Linked DNA regions of Mus musculus: regions 1 and 3 are each linked to region 2. The links are chromatin loops, found by intact Hi-C in ENCODE. Cell type or tissue: heart. All regions are shown on one strand.

Evidence for each region. Peaks named below come from ENCODE experiments on the same cell type or tissue, not always from the same donor. Only the 100,000 strongest peaks of a DNase experiment are listed, where the experiment ranks them.
Region 1: it touches region 2 in a loop (2.6-fold over the local background); 5 of 42 quality-filtered maps call a loop at or near these places.
Region 3: a loop joins it to region 2, with 1.9 times the contacts of the local background. A loop is called at or near these places in 5 of 42 quality-filtered maps.

Annotation. Positions count from the first base shown.
Region 1 is chr17:43,792,682-43,796,681 of GRCm38, forward strand. Gm34773 (a long non-coding RNA gene) reads right to left here. Exons shown (of 3, transcript XR_385586.2): 2 at 2,160-2,253. Among named protein-coding and RNA genes, the nearest start is that of Gm34773, 5.7 kb to the right of the region's middle. In heart, a CTCF peak has its summit at 2,253; a DNase peak (open chromatin) is centred at 2,400.
Region 2 is chr17:43,742,262-43,746,261 of GRCm38, forward strand. The region is part of intron 10 of Cyp39a1 (cytochrome P450, family 39, subfamily a, polypeptide 1); the gene reads left to right. Gm41581 (a long non-coding RNA gene) reads right to left here and starts at 2,432. Exons shown (of 3, transcript XR_876800.2): 1 at 2,263-2,432. In heart, no CTCF peak of the experiment used is centred here; a DNase peak (open chromatin) is centred at 2,370; H3K27ac peaks cover 1,970 bases.
Region 3 is chr17:43,798,889-43,802,888 of GRCm38, forward strand. It overlaps Rcan2 (regulator of calcineurin 2), which reads left to right and starts at 2,963. Exons shown (of 5, transcript NM_207649.1): 1 at 2,963-3,208. It overlaps Gm34773 (a long non-coding RNA gene), which reads right to left and starts at 1,495. Exons shown (of 3, transcript XR_385586.2): 1 at 1,083-1,495. In heart, CTCF peaks have their summits at 2,386 and 3,372; DNase peaks (open chromatin) are centred at 2,403, 2,923 and 3,723; H3K4me3 peaks cover 1,864 bases; H3K27ac peaks cover 1,738 bases; H3K27me3 peaks cover 618 bases.

The sequences.
Region 1 (4,000 bases), 50 kb after region 2:
AAATCCCCCTATCCCATCCCCCTGCTTCCCAACCCACCCACTCCCATTCCTGGTCTGGCATTCCCCTATACTGGTACATAGAACCTTCACAGAACCAAGGGCCTCTCCTCCCATTGATGACCTACTAGGCCATCCTCTGCTACACATGCAGCTAGAACCACAAGTCCCACCATGTGCTATCTTTGATTGGTGGTTTAGTTCCAAGGAGCTCGGGGTGGGGGTACTGGTTAGTTCATATTGATGTTTCTCCTCTGGGGCTTCAGACCCCTTCAGCTCACTGGGTACTTTCTCTAGCTCCTTCATTGGGGACCTTGTGCTCTGTCCACTGGATGACTGTGAGCATCCACTTTTTTTTTTTTTAAATGTGGGTTTGAGGATCAAACTCAAGTACTCAGGCTTCTAAAGCAAACACTTTACTGACTGAGCCAACCCCTATCCTTGCATTAATGTAAAAAAGAAATACTCTGTTCTTGAACTGTCTCACAGAGTACACGAGGGGTAGGATTTTATAATCTAACTATATTTTTTTAATCTCTCCAGAAAATCCCAGGAGAGACGGTTTTGAATCAAGATATCCATTGGTTCCCTAACTATTTCATTCACTTATTCAATCTTTCTTCATACACCAAAGCTATTTGTGGCACAGGTGTGGGGAGACGAGGACAGAAAAACACAAAATCAGGAGTGTCATATGAAGACATATGACACACAGAGCTGATGCTACTGACTGGCAGGATTTGGGGGATGGGAGTTAGAGAGGCTTCACAGGTGAGTTTATAAGAGTGAAATCTATTGAGTGGCAGTGGAGCCATGTCCGGTGCAAGACGACCTGGATTCAAACCACTTATGACCTGAGGACCTTTACCACGTAGCTTATTCTTTCTATGTTTCAGTTTGGGCAACGGGAAAGTTGGCGCAAGCTGGGTTACTGTCTTGGAGGGCAGTTGGGCACAATAAGAGTGTTGATGTAGGTCAAGTGCTTCGCTGAGTTCCTACATTGGGGAACTACTATCGACATGAACAGTGCTGACGCAGGTAACGCACTTGGAGGAGTGGCTTAAACCTTAGCCTGCACTAGGATCTTCTGTAAACTGCATGAAATTATTCAAGGTTTTAGGTCCCACTCCAAATTTCTAAGAGCCAATCGATGGAAAAAATGGGCCAAGGAATGTCTAACTACTTCCTGTGCAACAGTTGCCTAGCATGGAAGATTAAAAGTAGAAACTTAGAGGCTAGAGAGACATCTCAGCAGTTCAAAGTGCCTTTTGCTCTTCCTGAGGACCCCACAGTTCCCAGTACCTACATCAGGCAGCTTAAAACCACTCCTATTTCCACCTCAGGGAAGGGGGGTAGTTTAGGTTTCTGTGGCACCTCTGGAATCTGCACTCATATTCACACAAGACACACAGATACACACTCATACACACAATTCAAAACGGTGGAATTAATGTCTTTTAAACAGAAAGAAGGATGATCCAGGATCAGGGAGAAACTGGTGGAGTCAGCATGGGTGGTGGCTACCAGCCCCATTCAAGATCAGATGCTCTTTGAAAGAAACCAAATAGGAGGTCCCAATATCACTCAATAGCACCTTAGCTCAAATTGATTGGTCAGAGTCATCTGTCACTAGTTCCATCCTGATGGCCCCAATAGATTGGTCTATCTCCTTTAGAAACCTACCATGACTCATCGGAACCAGTGGCTATTTACTCCTGTCACCCAGATTCTTATGAGAGGACGACCTCACCATAGGATTCGCGGTTCTCCAATCACACCTGGAACCCTCTGCTGGTATCTGTACACTCCCAAACCCAACACACATGAAATTTTCATTTGCAGACATTCAGATATACGGTACCATGATCTGAAGAGATGGCTTGGAGGTTGAGAGCACTTGCTGATCTTGCAGAGGAGCCAGGTTCAGTTCCCAATATTGACTACAGGCAGCTTACAAACACCTGTAACTCCAGCTCTGGAGGATGGGACACCTCTGGCTTCTGCTGGCACCTGCCTTCATGCACACACATTCCCCACCCCTGATTCAGACACAATCATATCCATAATCAAAAAATTTAAAAAAATCTTTAAAATACAATAAAAAGGGGTGACATAATTTGTGAAGTAAAGGACCTTTAGAAAGCAAATCACAACTCACATACTTCTGGGCTTTGTGAATTTTCCCCTTGTGTAAACCAGGAAGTCCACACATTTCAGCTTAAGAAACATCTGCTGAGCTGCAGTTCCTTGTGCATCCTGTTTCATGAAGGAGGAAACACAGGTCAGTTGGACTACTTCTCACTGTTTCTGGCATTGTCAACTACTGGCATGTTAACTACAACTTTACATGCTCTGGAGTCCACCCCAGAGCCAAGTCAGATTCAATATGAGCACCAGTGGCTTTTATCCCAGTGTGGCAAGCGTGGGGTCACTGTGAAGGCTGATGTGACTATTTTGAGCATGGCACAAGGTTGCAAATGGAAAAAGAGAAATCAGAGACAGCCAGTTTTCCTTTGCTGTCTGAACAATGATGTGGATGTCCCTTGCCACAGCAAAGAGTTGTACTGTGGTGGAGGGAAAGGGGTCTCACTGACTGCTGCATCAGGAGGGGGAGGAGAAAGGGAGGGGGAAGAGGAAGAGGGGAGGAGTGGAGGAGGGAAGGAAGGAGAAGAGGATGGGGAAGGGGGAGAGGGAAAAGGAAGAGGAAGGAAAAGGAAGGGAAGAGAACAGGAGGGAAGGGAAGGGAAAAGGAGGGAAGGGAAGGGAACAAGAGGGAAGGGAAGGGAACAGGAGGTAAAGGGGGGAGGGGAAAGAAAGGGAGGGGAGGGGAGGGGAGGGGAGGGGAAGGTAGTGCAGGGCAGCACAGGGCAGGGCAGGGTAGGGTAGGGCGGACATTAGGATATGAAAAAAAAAAAACCCATGCAACAGTAGAAAACGTTCTGGCAGGTAGAATTTGCAGACAGAGACCCCATGGCTGTGTCTTTCTATGAAGGCAAAAATAACTTCTGTTTTGCTTTTGCCTTCTTGCCATGCAGATAATATTTCCTAACAAACTAATGAGTACTGTGTTCTACAGTGTTCAGTCTGGAGCAAAGAAGTGCCTGAAGACTTAACTCTCCCCTACATCACTTAAGATGAATCCACGTGCCTTGGGAAGTCCTTCTTCCGTATGTCCTCTTATTGTGATGCCTGGCTGTCCCCTTCAGGTGTTTCTTCTGACATAAGACAGTGAGCAACAAATCCAACTTGACCAGAGTCCTAGTTTCCTCTCTGTTACTATGGCAATATCCTCAGGTCACAAGCATCTTAGGAGAGGAAAGGGTTCACTGTTGCTTACAGGTGACAATGTGTCACCAAGAGAAGTCAGAGTAGACACTTGAAGCAGATGCCATGGAGGAATGCTGCTTGTTGGTTGGCTTACAGGCCAGCTTATACTCAGTTATCTTTTTTTATAAGGTTGGAGAGCAACTGCCTAGGGATTGTAACACCCATGGTGGGCTATGCCCTTCTATTTGGCAAGGTCTACAGTTCAGTCTTTTTTCCCGGATGACTCTAGGCTGTGTTAAATGTCTAAATAAAGCTAATCAGAGCCATCTCCTGCTTTTAGTTGTTGGCACATACTAGAAATTTATTGAGTTGTTAGAAACAAGCTTGTCTTTCTGGTTATTAATTTACTTATTTATTTAGCAGGGATAATGTGTGTTTTCCTCCACTTGTGATGTCCAAAAAAGTCACTAGAGCAGTTGAGGACAATCAAAAGTTTCCAAAAGGATCGTTCTCCCTGCTCTCTGGTTGTGTGATGTCTCCCTGCCTTTGCACCCTACGCTCAGTATTTCCTTCATGTTCCTTTCCACAGACTGACTAGAAGTATAATATGAGGGTGAGTTGCTAGCTTCATTTCTGGGATAGTTTGATGTAGCAAATGATACAGGGGTAATGGGGGTAGGAAGATGGCTTAGCAAAGTGCAAACAATGAGGACCTGAGTTTGATTGTCTAGGTGCC
Region 2 (4,000 bases):
TCAATGAGTCCTTGAGAATTCAAACTGATCCTTCCCAAGATTATCCCTCCTGTCCCTGAGGGCAAAGGACCATAAACTCCAGTAGTTACTTTGTAACACTGAATTTTAGGGGATAGAGTAAGATGTTTACCTGTGGACAAGTCTAGAGCCTGCAATATCCTGCTTTAAATCTTTAATACCAAGTAGACATTTTTTCCACCTGCTTGTCACTCTGTGGCTGAAACAGCTCATACTTTTTGCTGTAGGGCTTCAAGGTAGGCCCCCAAGGCCATTTCCCAGCGGTAAGAAATTTCCTTGCATATTTCTTTTGGGCCTACACTCATTGGCCCAAATGGCCCTTGCCACATTACCCAAACACCCCTGGAAACCTAGGCTTTCCTTTTTGTTTATAGAAAATAAGAAAACATCTTGCCCTTAGGGATACCTTTTTTTCACAGTTTTGTTGCAAATGGCCATATTTCCCACAATTGAAGCACCAGACATTTTGATGTTGGAGAGTTCTAGCTATAGCTTGACTGATTATATTAGCATGGTACACATTAGAATCAATATCAATCGTATCCCTTATTCAGTTGTCCCCTTTTTTCTTCATTTCAGCCAATTTTTTTGTTTCTTAGGCCCTTTCATTCCTACCCACAGTTATTTCAACTTCTCAGCCACTCTTCCAACCTTTTTTGAAATAGAATATACAGACAAGAAAAAGAAGAAAAAACAAAAACAAAAAACAAAAACCAGAAAATTTCCTCTGAGAGCAAAGCCAGGGATATCCCAGTGACAGCAGCCACAATAAATTTTTTGCTAGGGTCTTATACCTATTCCTTGGACCCCTGCCATTTTCTCTATGGCATTTGAAATCAAATTTCCCATTTTTATTTTATCAAGCCCACAGTTGGATACCACTTATAGCAGGTCTTGATACCTGGTGGGTTATTCTTTTTCCCACTCTTTATCCCCCTGCTTTCACCCCCTATCTCTGAATTTAATTTTTTTCTTCTTATCGTTTGTTAGTATCAGCACATCTCAAGCTTTTTGAAAACACGGAGAGAGAGAATTTCCTAATTGGTTCGACAGGTCAGCACTTCCACCCTCTACACCACACAAAGATACTACAAAGCAAATAGCAGACAGATCAACATTTCTTATGAATAATTGGTATGAAAAATCTGGAGTGATGACTCAGAGGTTAAGGTCACTTATTATTCCTGAAGAGAACTCATGTTCAGTGCCCAGCACCTACATGGATACTCTCCTTACAGAGGATCCTATCCATGCCTTCTTCTGGCCTCAGCTGGCACTGCACACATGTGATGCAGACATAGATACAGGCAAAACATCCATACACAGAAATAAAAGTAATGAAAATTTAAAAAAAATCACATTCTTAAAAATAAATCTCAACCAGACTCAGAACTGTATTTAGCAGCATCCCTTGGGGTTGGCTGGACATGGTGGCACATGGCTTTAACCCCAGCAGTCGGGAAGGAGGCACAGATAGATAGACCTCTGTGAGTTCCAGGCTACCCTGGTCCATATAATAAGAACTTGTCTCAAAAAAAAAGAAAGAAAGAAAGAAAGAAAAGAAAGAAAGAAAGAAAGAAAGAGAGAGAGAGAGAAAAAAAGGAAAAGAAAAAGAAAATGAAGTCAGCAAGATGGCTCAGTGAATAAAGGCACACTCAGCAGGGACCAAACTCCAGTCCTCTGCCAGAGTAGCAAGCGTTCTTACCCTCTGCCCCATTTCTTATGCCCTTTAATCGTAGTCCTACACCATTCCTGTCTTCTGGTCTGTTATGTGATTTCCCTTACTCAGCACAAAGCGTTTACCTTTCACCCTTCCTGTTGATGCTTACTGTCATCCCCAGCCAAAAGCTTGGTGCTATGCCCACTACTGTTCCATGTGGCTTCTGAGTTATTTTTGTACGATAGTATTAAGAGGAACCTACCTTTACACCTCCCAACTTGTATTGCTTCCTTCTCTTCACCACATTGAAAGTCTAGGCTTTCAATTTCCAAATTGTGGGGTCCACACTACCAGTGGAAATACTACCTAGGAACCTGCACAAAACCCGAGTTCTTGTGTCCTATCCCAAACCTCTCGAGTCAGCAACCCAGAAGATCAAGTGCAGTAAGCTATGCCTTCCCAGTTCCCTAGAGTAGCCCGGTAAAGCCTCAGAGCCATTGAATCTGTATCCCTGCCAGATTTTTAAAAATCTTTCTCAGGAAGAAATTTCTTAGGAGGAAGAGATTATGGGGAAACGACCTCACCTTTGAACTTGAACAGCTATGCTTCAATGCATGATGTCTCTGAGGCTATGCCTGCCTGCTGCGTTCTCCAAATTCCAGGGCAAGAGCATTCTATTTTCATGAGCTGCAGCTGATAGCAACCAGGAATCCACGGCAGAGCTCCTGCTCCTGGCACCGAGGACAGTTTTCCAGCCTGCTCTGGCATGGCCTTTAATGACTTCTAGGAGGGAAAAAGAGAGGGATTGTTTGTTTGTTTGTTTGTTGTGTGTTGTGTTTCCCTCTTCAGAAGTCAGAGGGAAGCCAGATGTGGTGGTTCACATTTGTAATCCAAGAGCTCAAGAGACTGAGGAGGTTAGAGGATATCCTGGGATTACATAGGGCATTCTGGGACCCCTGGGGCTTCAGACCCACAGGAACAGCAACAACAACAACAAAAACCAACAGCAGCAATAAATGTTCACTCAAAATCAAAAGACCAGCAATGGAAGTCAGTACCTAGCACCCCCTAGGCATTCCATCTCTTTGATGTGTATCCCTATCCTCCAAGACACCTGGTGGCTGGGGTTGACTTCTACACACCCCTCCCCCACTCTGGCATCCCAGCTGCATTCTCTCCTGTGGAACCAGGTGATGGTTCACCGCCATTTCACCCAGAACCCCCCCCCCCCATGCATTCTCTTCTTTCCCCCACTTTTACTATTATACACTGATGCATTCTCCTGAAACAAGCCTGTGAATGCCACTCTCTAGGAGCCTGGCACCGTAGCTGCTGGTCAGACCCCCTTATCCTCTTAGAGCCCCTGGTTCTCCATGATCTGGCCCCAGCTGGACCTCTGTAAAGTTCTGGTTACCCCTCTCACCCCAAGGATTATCCTGCTGTCCCCTGACCCCTGTGCTCCCTGCTCCTGGTTCACTGGCTCTGAAATACCCTCAGATTCCATGCCTGCTTATTTAAAGCCTGTCCTTCCTCAAGGTCTGTCTCAAGTTTCGCCTTCAGAAATATCCTTGTCAGTGTGCTCTCCAGACCCCAGGTCTCTGCAGCATCTTCATGCCTGCCTTTCCCTTAATTCCCTCCGCCTGGTTGTTACTGTTTCCATTTCACTCCATTCAGTCTTGGCAGTGTTTGCTGGGACATCATCTTTCTCAAAGTCCCTGCAGTTACATCCGGACAAGTATTTACAATTGGAAAAAATCTACAAGTGCTAAGTATTTAAGGAATTTTCAACATGTTTGTATTTTAATGAATTTTCTTTCTAGATGTGAACTCTTGTTCCTGTAAGTGTAAAAACTGAATCTGTTATAAATAATACACCTCATTATTTTCACTGTTTTGACATTGGAAGTGTTGGGCAAATATCCTTAGCATGAGCATAGCTCAGCTGGCTTCTGAAGAACTCCGGAAAAAAAAAAAAAAAAAAAAGAAAGAAAGAAAGAAACAAACAAACAAACAAACAAACTAATGAAGTTTCTTTCCTAAAGTGCCACAGATGGTCAGATTCTAGACTTAGCCATGGAAGAAAACTCCTCATTTTAGTAAATGCCTAAAGCTTTTATTTAGCCATTGCCAAAAATTTGCCTTCAGTGGGTATTTGAGAAAAGTTCTACTAGAAATTTCAAATATTTAAATATGAGTAATTTATTTTCATATCCTTTCCTTTAGCTAAGAAAACGATGTAAAAATTTTGATCTGCTTTTATTTATACATATGTGCATGCATGTATCTGTGTGTCTGCTTACGTTCTAGCCTCTCAGAGCACAT
Region 3 (4,000 bases), 57 kb after region 2:
CCTCAGGCTTGGCAGCAGACACCGTTACCTACTGAGCTGACACACTGGCTCAGCCTTTACATAATTTCTATGGGTTGATATTTTGTATCAACCTAATAAGGTTACAGGTTGAGTTCATGAGTTAATATCCAAAGTGATTTTCATAAAGCCTAGCATATAGGTTGTGCTCAGTAAATTCTAACAAATAGAACTTAGGATCTTACTGTCAACGGTTCATGTTAGCTGCCCATGAATCTTACTCCTGCTCTACAAAATATATTCCAAGTCAGCCCCCACAGATCCTTTCACTCTAATCATTACCATTAACTTTACTCGTGGTAATAGATCTACTTCTTAAAAATGAACCAAATGAAGACAGTCTTGTCTCTTGGCCTTTGCCTTCCACTCAACACACAATCACACAGTCAACTGGCAATGCAAACTTTGCCTCTGTGGCAAAAGCTGAAGTATGAGGATGTGACAACTTAAGGAAATAATCTAGAAAAGTAAAAGGATCTGTATCTGGGTGGTAGGCGAATGGCCATGGTGATCTTTTCATAGTGATGTAAAGTGATCACTGGATGCCAGCCAAAGAGCATTTACATGTATGGTTTCCTTTAAACTGATCATTAACCTTGAGTCTTCTAGGATGGGAGATGGCTCAGTGCTTCACAAGCATGAGGGCTTGAGTTTAAACCCCAGAACCCAAGGAGACCTCATTAGCAGCCCCACTACATCTACAGTGAGATGGGAGGCAGAGACAAGGACATCCCAGGAAAGTTGGCCAGCCTGGCACACACAGAGGAACAAAAGAAACCCTGTCTCAAACAAGGTAGGCAGTGAAGACCGCCTTAGGTGGTCCTTTGTCATACACACATGGAACACTGTACATGTGAACCCACATTAGCACATAGCACACAGGGATAAAAATGTATTTCTCTCATTTTCCAAAACTTTAACAAAAATATATTCTGCAACCAAAAACTTTGTTTTATGTAAATATAGACTCACAAAAATGGACCTCCTTGTGATCAAAGTCAACACACGGTGAGTCTAAGAATTGCTACCTTGAAATTTTGTTGAAAGCCTTGAAGCTATATTACCTGAAAAGCCGAAGTTCCAGGTGCACCAGACGTGATGGCTATCTTCCTAGGTTTCAAAAATAGTTAGTTGGAAGAGGAATGGGGCTTGATTTCCATGATGACTTTCAGATGTGAGCTATAGCCTGTACGAGAAAATTCTAGAGATGTTTTTGCTCCATATAAGAAGGTCCTTTCAAAAAGAAATTTCTCTCCGAACTTGCAATTCTGTCAAATTAACAAACATGTAGAATGTGCATGCCCAAAGCGTGATGACATCGAAGGTCATTTTCAACTCTGAAATGTTTATTTAATTCTGTGCTTATATTTAATGCAGATTAAGCGGATAGAAGAGCTAAGCACCCCCCCTCTCTCAGACAGACACACAGAGACAGACAGAAAAACAGGCACACAGAGGCAGCAAGACACTCAGATACACAGAAAGGAGAGAGAGAGAGAGAGAGAGAGAGAGAGAGAGAGAGAGAGAGAGAGAGAGCGCGAGCGAGAGCGAGAGAGCCAAAAGATATACACAGAGACAGAGTCAGAGACAGACACACACACACACACACAGAGGCACACACAGAGGAAGGGAGGGAGAGAGAGAGAGTAGGCAGCAAGATACACACAGAGACAGAGAGTCAGAGATAGGCACACACACACAGAGACACACACAGAGGGAGGGAGGGAAGGAGGGAGGGTGGGAGGAAGAGAGAAAGAGAGAGAGAGGGAGAGAGAAGAGAAGAGAAGAGAAGAGAAGAGAAGAGAAGAGAAGAGAACTATTACTTCAATGCAGTTTTAATACTGTTATTAAGAACCAACCAAGTGGATGCAGGAAAAGGTTCAAGTATACAACAGTGAGAAAGGCGACATGACACAAAACTTATTCCTATCTGCCATTCTATCTGCTTTGAGGTTGGTCTCCTCTATCCTTCAGTTTCCACGGTCTCCAAACGCTAATCATTTTGTGTCATTGAGGTACTCTTGCCATGAGATTCAGTCCTGTCCCCGTCTGTGCCACCACAAGTCACAGGCTTCCTTGTTCTTGAGCTGCATAATTTTGCACAGTCTTCAGAATGGGTTCATTTGGTTGAGAAGTAAATCCTCCCTGTATTGTTCCACCTCCGACACGCCCCTTCCCCTTTACCTTGTATAAATACTAGTCTCCCTTTTCCTAGGGACCCAAAGTCTTACACATTAGGAATCCTTGAACACCCAAGTCCTTCTTTCTCTCCCCCAGGTCTGGTGGTTGTGAGTCTTTCCTGGCAAAACTGTGAAACCGGCACAGGGCACCTTCAATGGTGTGGGCAGGGCTCACTCACAGCCCCAGCCAGAGGGCGCCAGCACCCACCAAGCATAGTCGCTCTTGAGCACTCAAGAGTGGCTTCCAGACAGTTCCTTAGTTAGCCAGAGGTCGACCTGTGAGAAAACAACCCCCTAGTTCTACGGACCCACAGTTTCTTCTCTGTCCTTTTATTTTTTAGTATCCTTGTATGCAGATGCTTCGCTCCAAGAGCGATCTCACCCCTCTTTGACCCTCAAAAAAAAAAAAAAAAAGTCCTCAACGGGGGATGGGGGAGATGACCCGGGAGCCTCTTCTTTGGAAAGGCATTGCCTTTGGGGACAGGCTCCTGTGTCAGGTTCCTGCAAAGGGTCCAGCTCGCCTGAGATCGCAAAGGAGGGGTGTGCAGCTGAGCGCCGGGTGGAAGCCCAGGAGGTGGAGGTGGGTGAGGGACCCAGAAGGGCGACTGGTCAGGAGGGAGGCGACCAAAGGAGGCCAGTCAGGGGCTTTGGCTTCCCTGGGGTCTGATTGGAGGTTGGCCCGATGAGTCGGAGCTGGGGGCGCGCCCATCTCCACTGGCTTGGTCGAGAGCCGCCGGCTCGGCCCCTCCCCGGAGCCGCTTTGTCCCGGGTGACGGCGGTGGAGGTTGCGGGAGCACCAGCAGGAGGCACAGCCCGGGTGACCCCACGACCCGGAGAGCGGGAGGCGGCGCTCAGTGCGCACGGCTCCACGCCCAGGCCCGCGGGCTCCGCGCTCGCCCCGGCCGTCAGGTGAACAGGCAGAGCCGCGCCCGCAGCCTGCTGCCCCGAGGACCCCCGAGCCGCTGCCACTGTCACCGCCGCCACAGCGGCGCATCGCAGACGTCCTGCAGGTCGGTTACGTAACGGCGCAGGCCCCATCGACCCTGTCCCCTGTCCCACCAGGGCTGAACACCTGGGTGCCAGGGGACCCGGACAATGGGAATCAAGCATTGCTGGGCTCAGGGGCAGGGCTGGAGAGATCTTCTCTCCTGGCCAGTCCCCAAAGCATCCCCAGAGACAGGTTTCCCATGACCCCCTCTAGGAGGCGCTAGTCTCCAAAAGCCCCCTCCCCATCCTACTGGCCAAGGGTCCACCTTCCCAGGTGCAGCAGCAGGTGTATAGGGACTTGGAGGATCCAGAATAACTCCAGTGTCCCCGGGATTTGGGCTTAGAGGAGTTAGGGGTGTCCAGCAAAGCAGTGAGTAAAGGAAAAAAAATGAGGAGACCCCTGTCTTCCCAAGCTTTACCAAATTTTTTAGGGAGAGGCAAAGGGGCTTTCGGGCACAGCGGGCTGAGAATTGTCCTGCCTGGGCTTAGCCGGCTTGGGTCATCTAAAAATAACTTCAAGTTTGAAAAGTGACATGGACAGGAGCGCGGTGTGCCGGGTTCGTCGTGCCTGTGGGGTGTTTCTCTCCAGAAGTCATCAGAGGGGACAAGGCAGTCTCAGCTACCTGATTCCTCTCGGCTGCCTCTACATCTCGCTGGTTGCCAGGGTGCCTCGATTTGACTTGTGGTTAATGATTTATTCTTCAAGGCCTTGCTGTTTGTCCTTTTTTTTTTTTCTTTTTTCCTTTCTTTCTTATCCCTGATGGATTCAACAAGACTGCATACTTTGGCACGTTTTGTTTCTTATATTGGGATAG